Regions from separate parts of the Homo sapiens genome. Here region 1 is linked to region 2. Evidence: chromatin loops called from intact Hi-C (ENCODE). Cell type or tissue: OCI-LY7. All regions are shown on one strand. Links, peaks and the distances in the headings refer to the core of each region. The heading gives the core; the rest is flanking DNA. Region 1 overlaps RBFOX2 (RNA binding fox-1 homolog 2). Region 2 overlaps RBFOX2 (RNA binding fox-1 homolog 2).

The links. Hi-C counts contacts between places; a loop is a spot of excess contacts. Peaks named below come from ENCODE experiments on the same cell type or tissue, not always from the same donor. Only the 100,000 strongest peaks of a DNase experiment are listed, where the experiment ranks them.
Region 1: a loop joins it to region 2, with 2.4 times the contacts of the local background. A loop is called at or near these places in 5 of 110 quality-filtered maps.

What each region holds. Positions count from the first base shown.
Region 1 is chr22:36,004,399-36,013,104 of GRCh38, forward strand. All of the region lies in intron 1 of RBFOX2 (RNA binding fox-1 homolog 2), which reads right to left. Among named protein-coding and RNA genes, the nearest start is that of RBFOX2, 20 kb to the right of the region's middle. In OCI-LY7, for the core only: no CTCF peak of the experiment used is centred there; DNase peaks (open chromatin) are centred at 5,033 and 8,095; H3K4me3 peaks cover 2,014 bases; H3K27ac peaks cover 2,190 bases.
Region 2 is chr22:35,943,155-35,951,860 of GRCh38, forward strand. The region is part of intron 1 of RBFOX2 (RNA binding fox-1 homolog 2); the gene reads right to left. Among named protein-coding and RNA genes, the nearest start is that of RBFOX2, 81 kb to the right of the region's middle. In OCI-LY7, for the core only: no CTCF peak of the experiment used is centred there; no DNase peak of the experiment used is centred there.

The DNA of each region.
Region 1 (8,706 bases), core at 302-8,301, 61 kb after region 2:
CCACGCCCTTATTCTACCTGAACCCATTCATCTCAGTTTATTGACACTTGGCACTAGGTAACGTGCACTCAGCTACACTCATGGGCTTCCAAGTACTGTCTGATAGTTAAGAAACAGCTGGGCGAGGTGGTTCACGCCTATAACCCCAGCACTTTGGGAGGCCGAGGTGGGTAGATCACCTGAGGTCAGGAGTTTGAGATCAGCCTGGCCAACACAGTGAAACCCCATCTCTACTAAAAACATAAAAATTGGCCAGGCATGGTGGCAAGTGCCTGTAATCCCAGCTACTTGGGAGGCTGAGGCAGGAGAATCATTTGAACCCAGGTGGTGGAGGTTGCAGTGAGCCAAGATCACACCATTGTACTCCAGCCTGGGCGACAAGAGTGAAACTCTGTCTCAAAAAAAAAAAAGTTAAACCATCAGGACCAACTCAATCCCAGCTGGCACTTACTGAGACTGAGCAACCCTTTCATCCCACTTCTTGATGAATCCTTATTACATAGGAACAGCAGCTACTTCTAAAACTTCTCACTCTCCTCGAAGTGTCAACACCACCACCTCTGCCTGCAGACTCCCATTCTCTGAGGAAAGGTTGAGTTCCTCTAACATAAGCTCATTCAACTTCCCTTCTCATAACCTCATACACATTAGATGCTCAATAAATACGTGTTAAATTTAGGAAGAAAACGCATCCTGGCTTAATACTGGCTGTATTCAAAAGAATGATGTTTACGGGGAAAAACAGCTCTCTCTGAATTTTACTCTAATTCAAGATTTTATTCTACAATACTAAGCAACCTTAAGGAAAGTCAACATGCCTCCCTAGTTTCTCAAGGCTACCACCACCAATCAGTGGCATACACTGCTGCTGCAAAGGAATCCTCTGGATAATCGTGAAAGCACACTAAGAGTCTAGAAGGAAGCATAAAATATAAACTCCAATGATAAATGACCATACTGCAAAAACGTGCTGCCCATAAATGTGAACGATTCTTAATTCTGCAATTCAGTGAGATGCAAAGAAGTGTCTAAACAAAATGACAGAACACTGACGGCAATGCCACATGCTAAATACCCATCACTTGGCACTTTGTGAGGACTGACAAATATTCTGAGGGCAAAAATTGCTCTGCAACAGAAGATAAAAGCTTTAAATAATTAATTGGCATAGGCAATTGTATAACAGCTTCAGAATGAAGTGTCCCATTTTCACCTAACCCTAGTGCCTTCCACAGGTACTAGTTCGTCGTCAGAAGAGATAGGCAGCACATGTGTTCCACTGAAAAAATCTCTAGGTCCCCACTGAATCTAAGGCATACCACTTTCACCAGCTTTTGTCTCATGTGGTCATTACAGAATAAGAGGTTTGGCAAAAGCTTTAGCAAAGTAGAGCCAATCGTTTCTCATAACGTGTTCTAAACTTTTTTCTTGACCTTTAGCTTATGGTAGCTTAGACAAGTATCTTAAAAGCATTTCTAGTCAGCCATTTTTGGTAACTTGTGAGCAAAATTATTTTTAGCTGAAAAAGTTTATTTCAATCCCTCTCTCATAACTCAGAAGCATCTGACCAGGTTTAGTTCAAGCTTTCCAGAATAATTTGTCTTTGAGTGGATTCAAAGCATAAAACATTTCAGCTACAAAAGAGAAATTCTCTCCTTAATTAACAGAACGAGCAATCAAAATGTGCAAATATATAGGGTATGTGAATAAAATATCACCTGCCTACCTACTGCCAGCCCTGGTATACTGTAGAAATTAAGCACTTAAATGTTGATAAAAATTTTTGAAAGCCTCTAATGGACAAAACAACATTGTTACAGCATTCCATGCTATGAAGAGCAAAATGCATGCCTGCATGGTAGAAAGTGCTTCATGTAAATTCAAATATAATCAAACAGAACATAAGATTCAAGTTGTGTCCATGCGGCACTCAACCTGTGGTTCCAAATAGAGGGAAAGTTTCTTGAAGGATGCAGACAGATGAGAAAAAGAAAATAAGATAGTCTGCTGGAAGTCAGTACAACTACATATGTACAACATAACCAAATACAGATTTTCTTTGTTCTTTTTTGCTTTCTCTTTTTTTCCTTAATGAACAAAGACTATATTCCTCCATCTACCCTTATAAGGATATGTTTCTGAAGTGGTAGGAGAATCTAATCACCAGTGCCCAGCCAGCTTGGTGAACAATGGTCCTACATGATTGCAAGAGAACAGCAGTGTGCGGATGAACTAACTACCAACGACACTTTGGGCAAATCCCTTGCTCGCATGCCCTCCACCCCAACCTCACTGACTCACTTGCAGTTCCTCTCATACCTTGCCCTTGTACATACTGTTTCTTTTGTCTAGAATGACCTGCCCTGCTTATCCACTCAATACGCAGCAACAGCTTCTGCAGAATGTTCTCCAAATGCCCATCCCACCCCAGCCAGATAAGAATCCCTCAATTCCTCCATTATGCTCCCATAGAAGCACTACTCATCCTGGCTTGGTACAGACACTCCTCTATCCACCACCAAGTTAGGTTCTGTAATGAAAGGCTGCTCCTAAGTCCATTTGTTCATAAAATTCCAAGGTGAAAAAAATCCAAGTAACCCATGGGTGCATGTCTAGCTAGGGGACATTTCTTAAGAACAAGGGAGAGGCTTATGGTAGTGATTCTCACTCATTTTGCTTCTTCTCAATCCACTTTATGATTTGCACTTGACCCTTTATAATTGTATTGTTGAATGATTCATCTTGTATACACATTCACCATTTCTAATGTACTTTCCATTTTTAATCATCTCTTATCTACCCCTCCATATCAGCACTTTCAGTAAATAAAAAATGTAAGAAAACATAGCTAATATACAAACATATAAATATATATAATATAAATACATAATAAGTAAATATAAGTACTGGAATATCCTACATAGAATAAACAATGTCATACACAAAATCAAAATGACAAAATGACCATGCGCCACCACACAAGTACTATTTTTTATTTGTGGTAAGCAGAATTGGCATACTTTTTCTCCAACACACAACTTGACTCATTTCTATGAAAATTAGCAAGTTTAAGGACCATAAACCCTATGTTTACACAGTACCTATCCCTGTGTAATTTTAATACATTATTTTATTTTTAAAACAAGTAATACATGCATGTAATACAAAATTCAAAAGGAACAAAAGGTATACAATTAACAAATTTTGTTGGTATGATTTTTTTATATACAATAAAAATTAAGTCTTTACCTATACCCTTATTCCTCTGTCTCTCAATGCTCCTCCGAGGAGGCAACCGCTGGGGAGTCTTGTGTTTCCTGGCAGAGTCTATGCACACACGGATACTTTTTTACTTTATACAAATAACAGCAAACTATACACTCTTCTGTACTTTGATTTTCACAATTGATATATTTAAAGAGTGTTCTATGTTCATACAGAGCTGCCTAATTAATGGCTACATGATATTCCACTGTATGAATGTACCTTTTTTTTTCTCATCAAGAATGTACCTTATTTTATTTAGCAGATTTCCTGTCAACGAGCATTTTTGTTTCTTCAACCTTCTGCTACTTCAAATAATGCTATAATGTATATTCTTATACGCAGATGCAAGAGCATCTGTAGGATAAATTCCTGGAAGTGGAACTGTTGAGTCAAAGAATACGTGCATTTTACATTTTAATAGACATTGATAAATACTTCTTCATGGAAGTTATGTGACTTTTCACCACCACAGCAATATGAGTTCCTATTTCTTTACTCACACCCTTATCAAACCATTGTGTTATCAAATTTTTATTCTAATTTTATAGTTGTTCCATAAACCTTCCCCAAAACTCAAGTTTTATAAGAACATTCCATTAACTCTGTAACTAACCCCAGCATCTAGCAATGTTTAACATGTGGTAAACATTCAAATTTTGTTCAATCAAATTTTGTCTCCAAGCAAAAGAAGGGGGAGGGCTGTTACACAATAAGAGAGGATTACATTAAATATAAATAACCAAAGTGTTTAAAATGTTAGCACTTTTTCCCTTTTAGAGAAAAAGGAAGAGAGATTAGGAAGAAAGGATGGATGAATGGATTGATTCTGATCTAAAATGGTTTCTCCTAGAGGTTTAACAAAAAATAGGGGCCAAGAGCAGTGGCTCATGCTTGTAATCCCAGCACTTTGGGAGCCCGAAGTAGGTGGATCACTTGAGGCCAGGAGTTTAAGACCAGCCTGGCCAACACAGTGAAACCCCACCTCTACTAAAAACAGAAAAAATTAACTGGGCGTGGTGGCACACAACTGCAATCCCAGCTACTCGGGAGGCTGAGGCATAAGAATCACTTGAACCTGGGAGGGGGAGGTTGCAGTGAGATTGCACCACTGCACTCCAGCCTGGGCCACAGAATGAGACACTGTCTCAAAGAAAAAAGAAAAAAAAAGGAAAGATTCATACCTGTCTGAAATAGTTAAGTATTGTCCTACCTTAAAGTAAAATATACAATCTATCTTCAAAACACCAAGAAAGCTGAAGGGCCTCCCAAAGGAAAGAAGGAAGATTCCTTCTCTGAAACTGCCATAGGATACTGAAACTTCTCACATCAATATTCTTTCTACACAGCTTCAAAAAAAACTGACTCTCGTCATATATTTTACAGTCACACAGTTAATATCTCATGCATTTGCTTCTGTATGGTACCCAGCATAGTTAATACTAGAAGTCTTTCAGTGAACACAATAAATACTGAACTCTGCAGCCCTCCAGTCATCATGTGTTTGCCATGGTCTCTGGCGCCCGTGCTTTGTGCTATAACAACCACCATAACAACAGATAACACAAAAAACTGTAATGACTCATTTAGTACAAGCCTCATTTATTATCTCCATTTTACAAATAAAAAACTGAAGCACAGAGGGGCTAAGTAACTTGCCTAAAGGACACACAGCTAAGTAAGATTAGAGACAGAATTTCTGGTACCAGAAAGGGCCTTCCTTTTTTTTGAGACAGGGTTTCGCTCTGTTGCCCAGCCTGGAGTACAGTGGTGCAATCATGGCTCACTGCAGCATCTGCCTCCTGGGCTCAAGAGGTCCTCCCACCTCAGCCTACCGAGTAGCTGGGACTACAGGCACACACCACCATGCCCATCTAAGTTTCGTTTTTTTTGTTTTTTGTTTTTTTGTAAAGGCGGGGTTTCACCATGTTGCCCAGGCTAGTCTCAAATTCCTGGGCTCAAGTGACCCACCCGCCTTGGCCTCCCAAAGTGCTGGGATTACAGGCATGAGCCACTGTGCCCAGACAGAAAGGGCCCTCTTAACCAAATATTTTAATACAGTGTGATAACTGCTCAGACAGAGGTATTCACAGAGTATCTATTACCACAGAGCCACCTGCCACTACACTTTCACATATATTCTGTGACTATTTCCATCCAAGCAGTGTATTAAAATTATCTATGTACATATCCTCTGCAAATTTAAGTCACTGCGCAACTGAGTTTTAGGTTACCAGGTGGAATAAGAAAATACCATTTCCACTCCTCGGGTTGGCACTTCACCTTTCCTATGCTGGTACTTCTTCCGCTCCTGTGTGCCACCATTTCCTAAAACCCATCTCTTCTAAGGTAAAATCTACATCTTAGTGTGTGCTGCTGCCCTAGAGATGCTGGCCAGACCTCTAAATTGCCTGGGTACCTTCTCGGAGTCCTGAAACACTACTGAGACCCACATCATTCCTGCTGGGTAGAATGCAGGCAGTATAGTTCCCACCTATCAGCAGCCACCAGCCCAGATCGATGGCTCTTATCAGGGACATGGAGTAACCTGAGCCCCTGCCAACCCATCTCTCGACTGCTAGGACAGGCGCTTTCTGCTATCAGGTTGCACAAATGCCTGGAAACTTTACACCGGGTGTGAAGGAAAAAGCAACAGGGGAAACAACACAGCATCTGGTGCCCTGCCGGCTTCCATTCACTACTTGGGAAAGGAACACCTTCCTCTGTGACTCGGGCCACAGAGACTGCGCGGGCCTAATTCACCTACTGCAGAGCCTTGGGACCACAAAGACTGCACGGTGAGATTAGAACTGAGTAGAGGTCGACATTCACCTAGAGAGTGAGACACAACCCCACTGGCCTCATTCTCATTCTCTAAACAGCTAGAATACTACCTCTTCTATAATATTCTCACGGAGAAAAAGGGCTATTGCAAAAGCCAACTCCGAAAGGCACATTTTATTTCATATCTTTAAATGTGGAAGTCTATAAAGATTAACTGTGCTAGAGTCAAGCCTAAGTTTGATATCATTAACTCCACATCTGAATCAGAATCCAATTACTGTTCAGTACACACACACACACACACACACACACACACACACACACACACACACGTGTGTTTATATTCTCTATTTGTTGAGCCAAATCTACTTACTTCCCATCAAGTCTCAGTTACGGAGAGGCCATACCCTAGGGAAGAAGAGCATTCACTCAATCCTGGGGCTTTCCACAGACAGAGGGGTTAAGGGTAGCCAGTGGCAATTATGGCTGCTGAGATGGAACACCTATTAGAAACTAAACCTTCCTTTCTCACAATTCAACACAAAACTTAGTTCACTGAACAGCATCCTGACAGCAGTGACACTCAATCAGGATAAACCTAGGCATCTGGGAAACATCTGGTATACAAGATGTCATCATGAATAAAACTCACACTGCAGTTAGATTCCATGTGCAATGACTCATGGCAGATCCTGAGTATAATTACTAACTCAATGACATATACGATAGCTGACCCACAATGTGCCCCACCAGTGCAAAAAAGACCAGGGGCAGCTGACTGGGGCACATGGAGAGACGAGGATACCTATCTTTCACTCAGACATCTCTAAAAGGTAGCAACATCAGGTATCTGCAGGGTATTCACGTGAAAAAACAAGAGATGTAGATTAGGTCTCCAATCCTGGGATTTCATGATTCCATTAAAACACAGAATCATATTATTTGAGGTCCTGTACTAATCAGTCATCTTTACAAGGGACATTTGGACATGGTTCTCTCAGTAGACCAGAATCTTAAGTCCAGAAAGCTAATAAATAGAAAAAAATATATATACATATATAAACTGATACGAAATAATTTCCAAATAGAAAAGCAAAGCAAAGTGCAGAATAGTACGCATACTGTCAATGGAGTTTTTAAAAGAAATATTACGTAGGCACTGTCTCTAGAAGGACACCCAGATAACTAACAATACTAGTTACTTCCAAAAAGATAAAATAGGCAGCTAGGAGAGGGAGAGATTTTTGACTCTTCTACATTTTGCATATTTTGAATCATTAACCATGTGAATATATATGCATTAAGAAAATGTAAAAGGAAGAAGAAAATACTCCATACAAGAAACTGTCAGAAAAAAATCACACCAAGAAATAAAAAGACTAAGAAATGAAAGATTCTACTGAGCCTTAAAGACAAAGTCTGAGTTTATTGTTTGTTGTCACATTCTCTCTCTGAGCCTGAGATACACTGTCTATAAAAATGAGTATACTGACTATTTTCCATGACTAAAGCAGAGGGCTGGTACAGATAATTTCTAGATGCCTTCAGCTCTGATGATTTTATACTACCCACCATTATCAATCCACTGATTGATCTGTTGTTGATCTAAATTAGAGATGGAATAACTTTGAGATGAAAAAAAGCCAAAAAACAACGACAAACTATCATGCATACCACAACTGTCATCCCAGTTCTACATGAATCAGCTGTCAGGTAACAGGTAAAATGTTTTCAATATTAAATATACGGCATGCCAAACCAATGAAATTCCTTTTGCTCCATTCCTCATCAGTCATACCCTTTCAGTCTTAAGGGCCATGAAAAGGCACTGGATAAAGAGCCACAAGATCTGGGTAAAAGCATCAGCTTTGCCACTTCCTAGTCATGAGGCTTAGAGAGGTATATTTTCAGCTGAAACATGGGAAGAATCATCACCTATCTTTCAGGGTTGTTGAAGAGAATAAATAAGGGCCTGCACGAAAGCATTTTATAAACTGTAAAACATAACACGGAAGCTGGGTGCAGCTGCTTGGAAGGCTGAGGTGGCAGAATCGCTTGAGGAGTTCAAGGCTGCAGTGAGCTATGATCCCACCACTGCACTCCAGCCTGAGTGATGCACTCCAGCCTGAGTGACTAAGAATATCTCTTAAAAATAATAATAACATAAATGTAATTGTTGAGTATTACGAGCAATTTTAGTCACCATGCTTCAAATCTGGAGGGTGACTATAGAAAAAGCAACACAAATTATTAAGATTTAAAAAAATAGATTGTATAAGGGCTAATATATCTTTTTCAACAAACATTTATCAGTTCTTTTTTTTGTTTGTTTTTTTGAGACAGAGTCTCACTCTGTCACCCGGGCTGGAGTGCAGTGGCATGATCTCGGCTCACTGCAACCTCCGCCTCCCAAATTCAAGCGATTCTCCTACCTCAACCACCCAAGTAGCTGGGATTACAGGTGTCTGCCACTACGCCCAGCAAATTTTTTTTATTTTTAGTAGAGATGGGGTTTCAACCTGTTGGCCAGGCTGATCTCAAACTCCTGACCTCGTGATTCGCCCGCCTCGGCTTCCCAAAATGCTGGGATTACAGGTGTGAGCCACTGAGCCCGGACTACTCAGTTCTTATTATATTATATCCTGGGCACAAGGCTAC
Region 2 (8,706 bases), core at 610-8,609:
GGTAAAAACCGCAACTATTTTGTGCCAGTCGAATAGTGGGAAAGATTTGCCTCGTCTGGTCAGAGATGATTATGATTATCTAATGATATGCAAGTCTGAGTTTTTAATCAGCATAAAAACAATAACTGGCATTTAAAGCAGAGATGAAATTACAAGAAAAGCTACTGGAACAGACAAGATGGAAATCAGATGTGTTAGAAGTCCAAAAAGAAAAGGTTTTAGTAGCGATATGTCTATAAGCAAGCATTATTGGCCTATTAAGAATGAAAGAAACGGACTCTGTCTTGGCACAGAGACTGCTCAAAAATAAAAAGAAATACATAAGAAATAAAATACCAACCGTAAGAATCTTTATTAACTAAGAGGTCAGCAATTAAAACCGTTTAGAAGCTTCTGGTTAGTGGACATGTGACAATGCAACAGAAAAATCCTTAAGTAACTATCAAAAAAACCCCAACTGCTGGCCAGGCGCGGTGGCTCACGCCTGTAATCCCAGCACTTTGCGAGGCTGAGGTGGGTGGATCACGAGATCAGGAGATTGAGACCATCGTGGCTAACACAGTGAAATCCCATCTCTACTAAAAATACAAAATACAAAAAATTAGCTGGGCATGGTGGTGGACACCTGTAGTCCCAGCTACTCGGGAGGCTGAGGCAGGAGAATGGCATGAACCCGGGAGGCAGAGCTTGCAGTGAGCCGAGATCGCGCCACTGCACTCCAGCCTGGGCGACAGAGCGAGACTCCGTCTCAAAAAAAACCCAACTGCCAATGGACTGTGAATGTACAGTGGATACAGACAGAAGTGATACACAGCAAGAAAAATAGCATCTGACTTTTATATTCTTCTTTGGCTGCTTAGATGCTCCTATATGTACCTACATCTGTAAAATCTCTTTAAGCAGAAGAATCCTTCACTTATTCAGTAAGAGTGGATTGAACAACTGCTTTGAGAAACATAGTGCTGGTATTCTTGCCCTTGAGGAGCTGAGAGTCATAATAATTACAAGACAGTGCGACTGATACCATAACTAAAATCTATTAAAAATAACTACAGGACTTCAGAAGATCTTTTTAAAAGTGTGTGGGGGGATGGAGGTGAGTGATAACTTCAAACCTATTAGGACAAGACCTCCAGTACTATGTTGAATTGATACATGCTGAAAAGACAGTGATTTTTAAAGCCGTTTTTCTAAATGCTTTTCTGGAAATTATCAATATCATTTCTGAATGATTAGTCAATATATTTTCCCAGAAAGAATACTGGCAAAATTACAAGAAAATACTGGTGAAATTACCCAGAATATAGCACATAGAGGAGAAAAAAGGTACTATTTTTTGTAGCATTTTAAAAATACAGTTAAGAGAGGTACAAAGAAAACTTAACAATACTGAAGCTCCAAAGCTCTGCTTTCCATACAGTTATACTTGTGATATAATATACTAGCCATAAATCCTAAGCATTGACCAATAAAACAATAACCAAAGTGAAGTTGCCCGAGAAGCTTAAGAAAGACATCATGCTGCCAATCAAAGTATTTCTTCCTGGCTTCTATCATTGCTGAGAGTTGGCTATGAGCAGAGTGCAGAAAACTGGAAATACACAACAAAGTTAAACCAAGCAATGAAAAAAACAAATCTGGCCAGCCGCGGCGGCTCACGGCTGTAATCCCGGCACTTTGGGAGGGTGAGGTGGGAGGATCATTTGAGGTCAGGGATTCGAGACTAGCCTGGCCAACACAGTGAAACCCCATCTATACCAAAAAATACAAAAATTAGCCAGTCTCAAGAAAAACAACAACGACAACAAAAAAACAAATCCACAAAACCATCCCACTGCCTTTCTTCTGTGTCTAACAAAATGAAAGGGGAAGAATAATGAAAATGGAACAAAAAGAATTCTTACCACTCTGCAGTTTGGAGAGAAGAAAGCGAGATAAAGCAAAGGAAGATACAAAATGAAGCTGTCTTCTACAAATAACTTGGGTAATGGGTACGAGCTCAGATTTTTCATTGACTTACTCCCCAGTCGAAAATGAATTTCACATCACCTTGCATGTATCTAATAACAGAAGGAAACAGACCACACTGACTAAAAAAAAGCAAATCAAGTTGCTCAGGATGTTTCACTATGTTATTCGCAGCAAGTTAATTGTTTTTCAAGTATTGAGCCTATTTTTGAATTGGGACATAAAAGGAATGCCACAGGAACAGAAGATGTAAAATCCCATATGCTATTACATGCAAAAACTAATCCCAGCAACAAATCTCTCTGGCTTGAGAAAAAAATATATACCTTTTTTTTGAGGGTCTCACACTGTCGCCCAGGCTGGACTGGAGTGCAGTGGCATGAACATGGCTCATTGCAGCCTCGACCTCGCAGACCCAAGCGATCCTCCTATCCCAGCCTCCTGAGTAGCTGGGACTACAGGCATGTGCCACTACACCCGGCTAATTTTGTTTTATCTTTTGTAGGGACAAGGTCTCACTCTGTTGCACAGACTGGTCTCAAACTCCTGGCCTCAAGTCCTGCCTCGGCCTCCCAAAGTGCTGGGATTACGGGAATAAGCCACTGTGCCTGGCCTCAAGAAGAGAAATTGCTAAGTGACCACAGGGCGTCATTCTGCTTCCAAACCATAAGAGTTCAAAATACCTAGAGATAAGATGAAGACTTATAAGTGATACGAATCTGATAGTATCTAACAACATGGTCCCAACATGAGGTCCAACTGTTAACTAGTAAACTAAGCTTTCGCTGCAAAAAAACTCATTCTACCTCCCTATCAAGACAATCAATGACAGTTATTTGTTACATTCACTACTCCCTCCACATTTACCGCTCCCCCCTTTTTTTTAAATTAAAAATCAGCTGGTATAAGCAGTATGTTTCATGGTAAAATCTGATACAGGATTTACTGGGTTCTTGAAGATTATCTTTGAAACACACCAAAATTTCTTCAATAGTGGTCGCAGGTGTCTAAGAAATAACCAATCAAACCCCTTTTCTTTACAGGTGAGGAAGCTGAGACTTAGAGAAGTGCCTTGCCCACAGTCACTCAAACTAGGTAGGTATGAAAGAGAACCCAGAATTTACAACTCCTGACTCTCAAATCATATAAACTATTCACTTCAGACTCTACTAGTTATATTACAGATATATGTAACTCCTTTCATCATGCAATAGAAAGGTTGGACGGAACCTTGGGAGTTGAAGATACAGATTCAAATTCTGGCTGGGTCACTTTCTAACTATGTGACTAGTCAAAATCCTTAATATCTCTGACTCTAAATTTTCTCAACTGTGTAATAGATAATATCTACCACATAAAGTTGTGACATCCAATGAGATAATCAGGTGACGCTTATCTGGCACAATATTTAACATATAGGAGAAGCTCAAAAAGAATTCCTTCCCAACCCCCACGTCTATTTATTGCAAAATTATATAGTCTATGGGAATAAATCCTACAAAGTAGCACATTTCCAAATAACCAACCTTTAATTTCCTTAGCTTCCTCTACATCAGCTATTTAGGAATATGTGCTAAATGGCCATTCTGCCTCACTGTAAGGTGTTCAAAACCTAGTGATATTATAAACTGTTTCTAGTATTCAAGAACAGAATGAATGAGAATACCTCTAAAGTGACCAAAGAAACTCTGCCTTTTGTGACATACACAGTCAAGGCCACATGACAATACTTTGGTCAACAACTGATTGCATAAACAATGGTAGTCCCATGAGATTATAACGAAGCTGGTCAAGCACAGTGGCTCACATCTGTAATCCCAGCACTCTGGGAGGCCGAGGAGGGAGGATCACCTGAGGTCAGGAGTTCGAGACCAGCCTGGCCAACATGGCGAAACCCCATCTCTACTAAAAATACAAAATTAGCCGGGTGTGGTGGTGAGCACCTGTAATCCCAACTACTTGGGAGGCTGAGGGCACAAGAATCGCTTGAACCCAGGAAGCAGAGGCTGCAGTGAGCTGAGATCGTGCCACTGCACTCCAGCCTGGGCGACAGAGCAAAACTCTTCCCTGCCACAAAAAAAAAAGATTATAATGAAGCTGAAAAACTCCTATCACAGTGACATCATAACTGTCATGGCACAAAACATTACTTATGTGTTTGTGTGATGCTGGTGTAAACAAGCCTACTGTGCTGCCAGTCATATAAAAGTCTAGCGCATACAACAATGTACAGTTCACAGTGCTTGATGATAATAAATGGTTATTTTACTGGTTCATGTATTTACTATATCATACTTTTTTTCATTAGAGTGTGCTCCTTCTACTTATGTAAAAAAAAAAGTTACCTCAGGGAGGTCCTTCCTGAGGTCTTCCAGCACACGGCATTGTTATCATAGAAAATGACAGCTCCATGTGTGTTACTGGCCATTACCACCTTCCAGTGGGAAGGATGTGGAGGTGGAAAGCATACTGATGATTTTGTCCCCGTGGAGGCCTAAGCTAATGTGTGTGTTTGTGTCTTAGCTTTCAACAAAAAAAAGTTTAAAAAGTAAAAAAAAAAAAAAAAAAAAAAAAAAAAATTAAAAATCTTAAAAAAACCTTATAGAATAAGAATACAAATAAAATATTTTTGTACAGCTATACAATGTGTTTATATTTTAAGCTAAGTGTTATTACAAAAGAATCAAAAAGTTAAAAAAATTTTAAAGTTTATAAAGTAAAAAAGTTACAGTAAGCTAAGGCAAATTTGTTGTTAAAGAAAAATAATTTTGTAAAAATTTAGCGTAGCCTAAGTGTACAGTGTTGATAAAGTCAACAGTAGTGTACAGTAATGCCCGAAGCCTTCACATCCACTCACACTCACTCACTGACTCATCCACAGCAACTTCCAATTCTCCAGGCTGCATTCACAAGTGCCCTATACCTGTGTATCATTTTTATCTTTTATACTGTATTTTTGCTGTACATGTTTAGATAAATTAGATACATTAGATACATGTTTCCATGTTTAGATACATTGTGTTACAACTGCCTAAAGTATTCAGTATAGTCACATGCTGTACAGATGTGCAGCCTCGGAACAAAAGGCCGTATCACACAGCCCAGGTATGACAACGTATGCTTCATACAGCCAGATAGTCCACTCTGCTGTCATCAATTCCTGTTTGGCTAACACCCTCAGTTCTTTCAATTTTCTTTACAAATCCACTTTGTTCTTGCATTTTAAAAAAATAAAATAAAATTCAATCATGACAAAATTATATTTTGAAGTACATAAATAATAAATAAAATTCTGGCCAGGCACAGTGACTCACTCCTGTAATCTCAGCACTTTGGGAAGCCAGGGTGGGAAGAGGTCGAGACCAGCCTGGGCCAACATAAGGAGACCCTGGGTCTATAAGAAATAATAAAAATTAGCCAGGTGTGGTGGTGCACACCTGTGGTCCCAGCTACCTGACAGGCTGAAATGGGAGGATGGCTTGAGTCCAGGAGGTGGAAGCTGCAGTGAGCTGAGATTGTACCACAGCATTCTAGCCTGGGCAACAGAGTGAGACTGTCTCAAAAAAAAATTTTTTTTAATTAAAATTTTAAAAATAAAGTTCCCCGTTAATCTATCTTTTCTAGTACTGAGGTTCAAGATCATACTATAAATATTCTTTGCAGTTTCCTTTCATCTTTTTTTAAAACTGTGGTTAAATATACATAAAGTTACCATTTTAGCCATTTTTCAGTATACACTTCTATAGCATTAAGTATATTTATATTGTTGTGCAACCACCTCCATCCATCTCCAGAACTTTCTGATCTTCCCCAACTGAAATGCTGCACCCAATAAACACTAACTCCCCATTCCTGTCTCCCTCCGTCCACTGCCAACCAGCATTCTACTTTGTCTCCATCAATGTGACTACTTTAAGTACCTCACGTGAATAGTCAAACAATATTTATTTGCGCCGTGACATAATCTCAGCTCACTGCACTTATCTCACTTACCATATCTTTGTGGTTCATCCATATTGTAGCACGTGTCAGAATTTCCTTCTAAGTCCAAATAATAATATTGTGTTAAAATTATATAAAACACAATTTTATGTGCATATCACTGTATTGTAGCCTACAATATGTGGTACGTAAAAATCACATTTTGTCCATCCATTCATCTGTCAATGGACACTTGGGTTGCCTCCACCTTTTAACTATTGTGAATAAAGCTGCTATGAATATGGGTGTACAGATATCTATTCAAGTCCCTGCTTTCAATGCTTTTGGGTAAATATTCAGAAGCAGAACTGCTGGATCACTGGTAATTCTTTGGTGTTTGCACAGTGACAATATTTAACTTTTTAAGGGACTGCCATACTGTTTTCCACAGCACTGAACCATTTTAAATTTCCACCGGCAAAGCACAAGAGTTTCAATCTCTCCGTATTCTTACTTACACTTGTTATTGTGTGTGTATTTTCATCCTAATGAGTGTGAAGTGTTATCTCATTGTTTTGATTTATATTTCCTTTACAACTTAGTGATGTTGAGCATCTTTTCATGTCCTTTTCATCTTTTCATGTGCTTATTGACCATTTGTATACCTTCTTTGGAGAAATGTGTATTCAAGTCCCCTGCCCATTTTATAATTGGGCCATTTGCTTTTTTGTTGTTGAGTTGTAAAAGTTCTTTATATATTTTGGATATTAATCCCTTATCAGATATATTTTTGCAAATACTTTCTTCCATTAGTTGGTTGCCTTTTCACTCTGTTAATAGCGTCCTTTGATGCATAAAAGTTTTTAATTTTGATAAAGTCTAATTTATCTGTTTTTTCTTTTGTTGCCTGTGATTTTGGTGTCATGTCTAAGAATCCACTGCCAATTCCAAGGTCACGAGGATTTACTCTAAGTTTTCTTCTAAGAGTTTTATAGTTTTAGCTCTTATGTTTAGGTCTTTGATCCATTTTGAGTTAATTTTGGTATTGATGTAAGGTCCAACTTCATTTTTTTTTTTTTTTTTTGCATGTGTCTTACTTATTTTTGAGGTTCCTTAGATCTCTCTCCATTTGCCATCTTCTTCCTGTTTTCTGAGGATTTAGAATTAAACATCCATTCCATCTATATACTGGTTATCAATTAATTGATTATCAGCTCCAAATTTACCTTTTTTGCCGGCTGTGTGAAAATGAACCTGGGCCCTTTAAATACTTTTCCTTTGCAAAGCATGCATGATGTCAAGCTTTACCCATAGAGGACACAGGAGATACACTGTAGGAGGAAAGCATTTCGCTTCCAGGTCCCATTGTGCTTGCCTAGCAGGTTCTTACAGGATAAGCAGTTTCCCTCCATCCTAGCTCCTACAATGGACAGCAGCCAGCAGCTAGTAGCTTCCCTCAGTAAACCTTTTCATGTTGTCATATGGCAGCAAAGTGCCTCTGGTGAGACAACTCCTTGTGAAGAGCTTTCCCAAGTATCCTAGAGGGTAGTTTTTGGCAACTTCAAAAGGACAGATTTCCAGCAAGTTCTGCTGGTATAAGTCCATAGGGACTTACTTCTCTGCCATTCTGAGAGTCAAAGTCATGCCTTCTCCACCAAAGCCCCTCAGATTTCAGTCTCTCGGCCAGGAAGTGTTTGGTGGTATTGAGGGAGACGGCTCTTTGGGTATGATATCTCGGTCCCGGGGTAGCTGCTTAGCTGCTATTATACTAATTCTATTTTGTCACACATCAATCATATTATTATATTTCTTATTATAGATACAGCAGATCTATATCTGCTGTTATTTAGAGTTTTCTTCCTAGGAGTCAATTTCTCATTATTTCAGTCTCCTCTTATGGTAAAGAATTCTTTTTTTTTTTTTTTTTGGAGATAGAGTCTCACTCTGTTGCCCAGGCTGGAGTGCAGTGGTACAATCACAGCTCACTGCAAGTTCCACCTCCCGGGTTCATGCCATTCTCCTGCCTCAGCCTCCCAGGTAGCTGGGATTACAGGCGCGTGCCACCACGCCCAGCTAAATTTTTTGTATTTTTAGTAGAGACGGGGTTTCACCGTGTTAGCCAGGATGGTCTCAATCTCCTGACCTCGTGTTCCGCCTGCCTTGGCCTCCCAAAGTGCTGGGATTACCGCACCCGGCCCTTTTTTTTTTTTTTTTTTTTTTTGAGACGGAGTTTTGCTCGTTGCCCAGGCTGGAGTGCAGTGGCGTGATCTTGGCTCACTGCAACCTCCACCTTCCGGGTTCAAGCGATTCTCCTGCCTCAGCCTCCTGAGTAGCTGGGATTACAGGCATGTGCCACCACACCCGGCTAATTCTGTATTTTTAGTAGAGACGGGGTTTCTCTATGTTGGTCAGGCTGGTTTTGAACTCCCAACCACAGGTGATCCGCCTGCCTTGGCCTCCCAAAGTGCTGGGATTACAGGCATAAGCCACTGCGCCTGGAGGTAAATAATTCTTTATATTAAATGCCCTGTCCAAAGTACTGTGTAGTCTCTCTCTCCTGGCTGGACCTGGACTGATACAAGTGAGCTGAAAAAAAATGCTGACAGCTACTTACTATATATAAGACAGACATTATGCCTAGTGTTTTATAAACATTATCACTTTTAATTCTCACTAAAACCCTGTGATATATCACTTTATAGTAAGGAAACTGAGGCTCAGAAAAACTATACAATTTTTCCCCCATATTACAAATCCAGGTCTGTCTTACATTAAAGTCCCTGCTGGCTTTCTACTATGGTGTTTATTTTTCTTCAC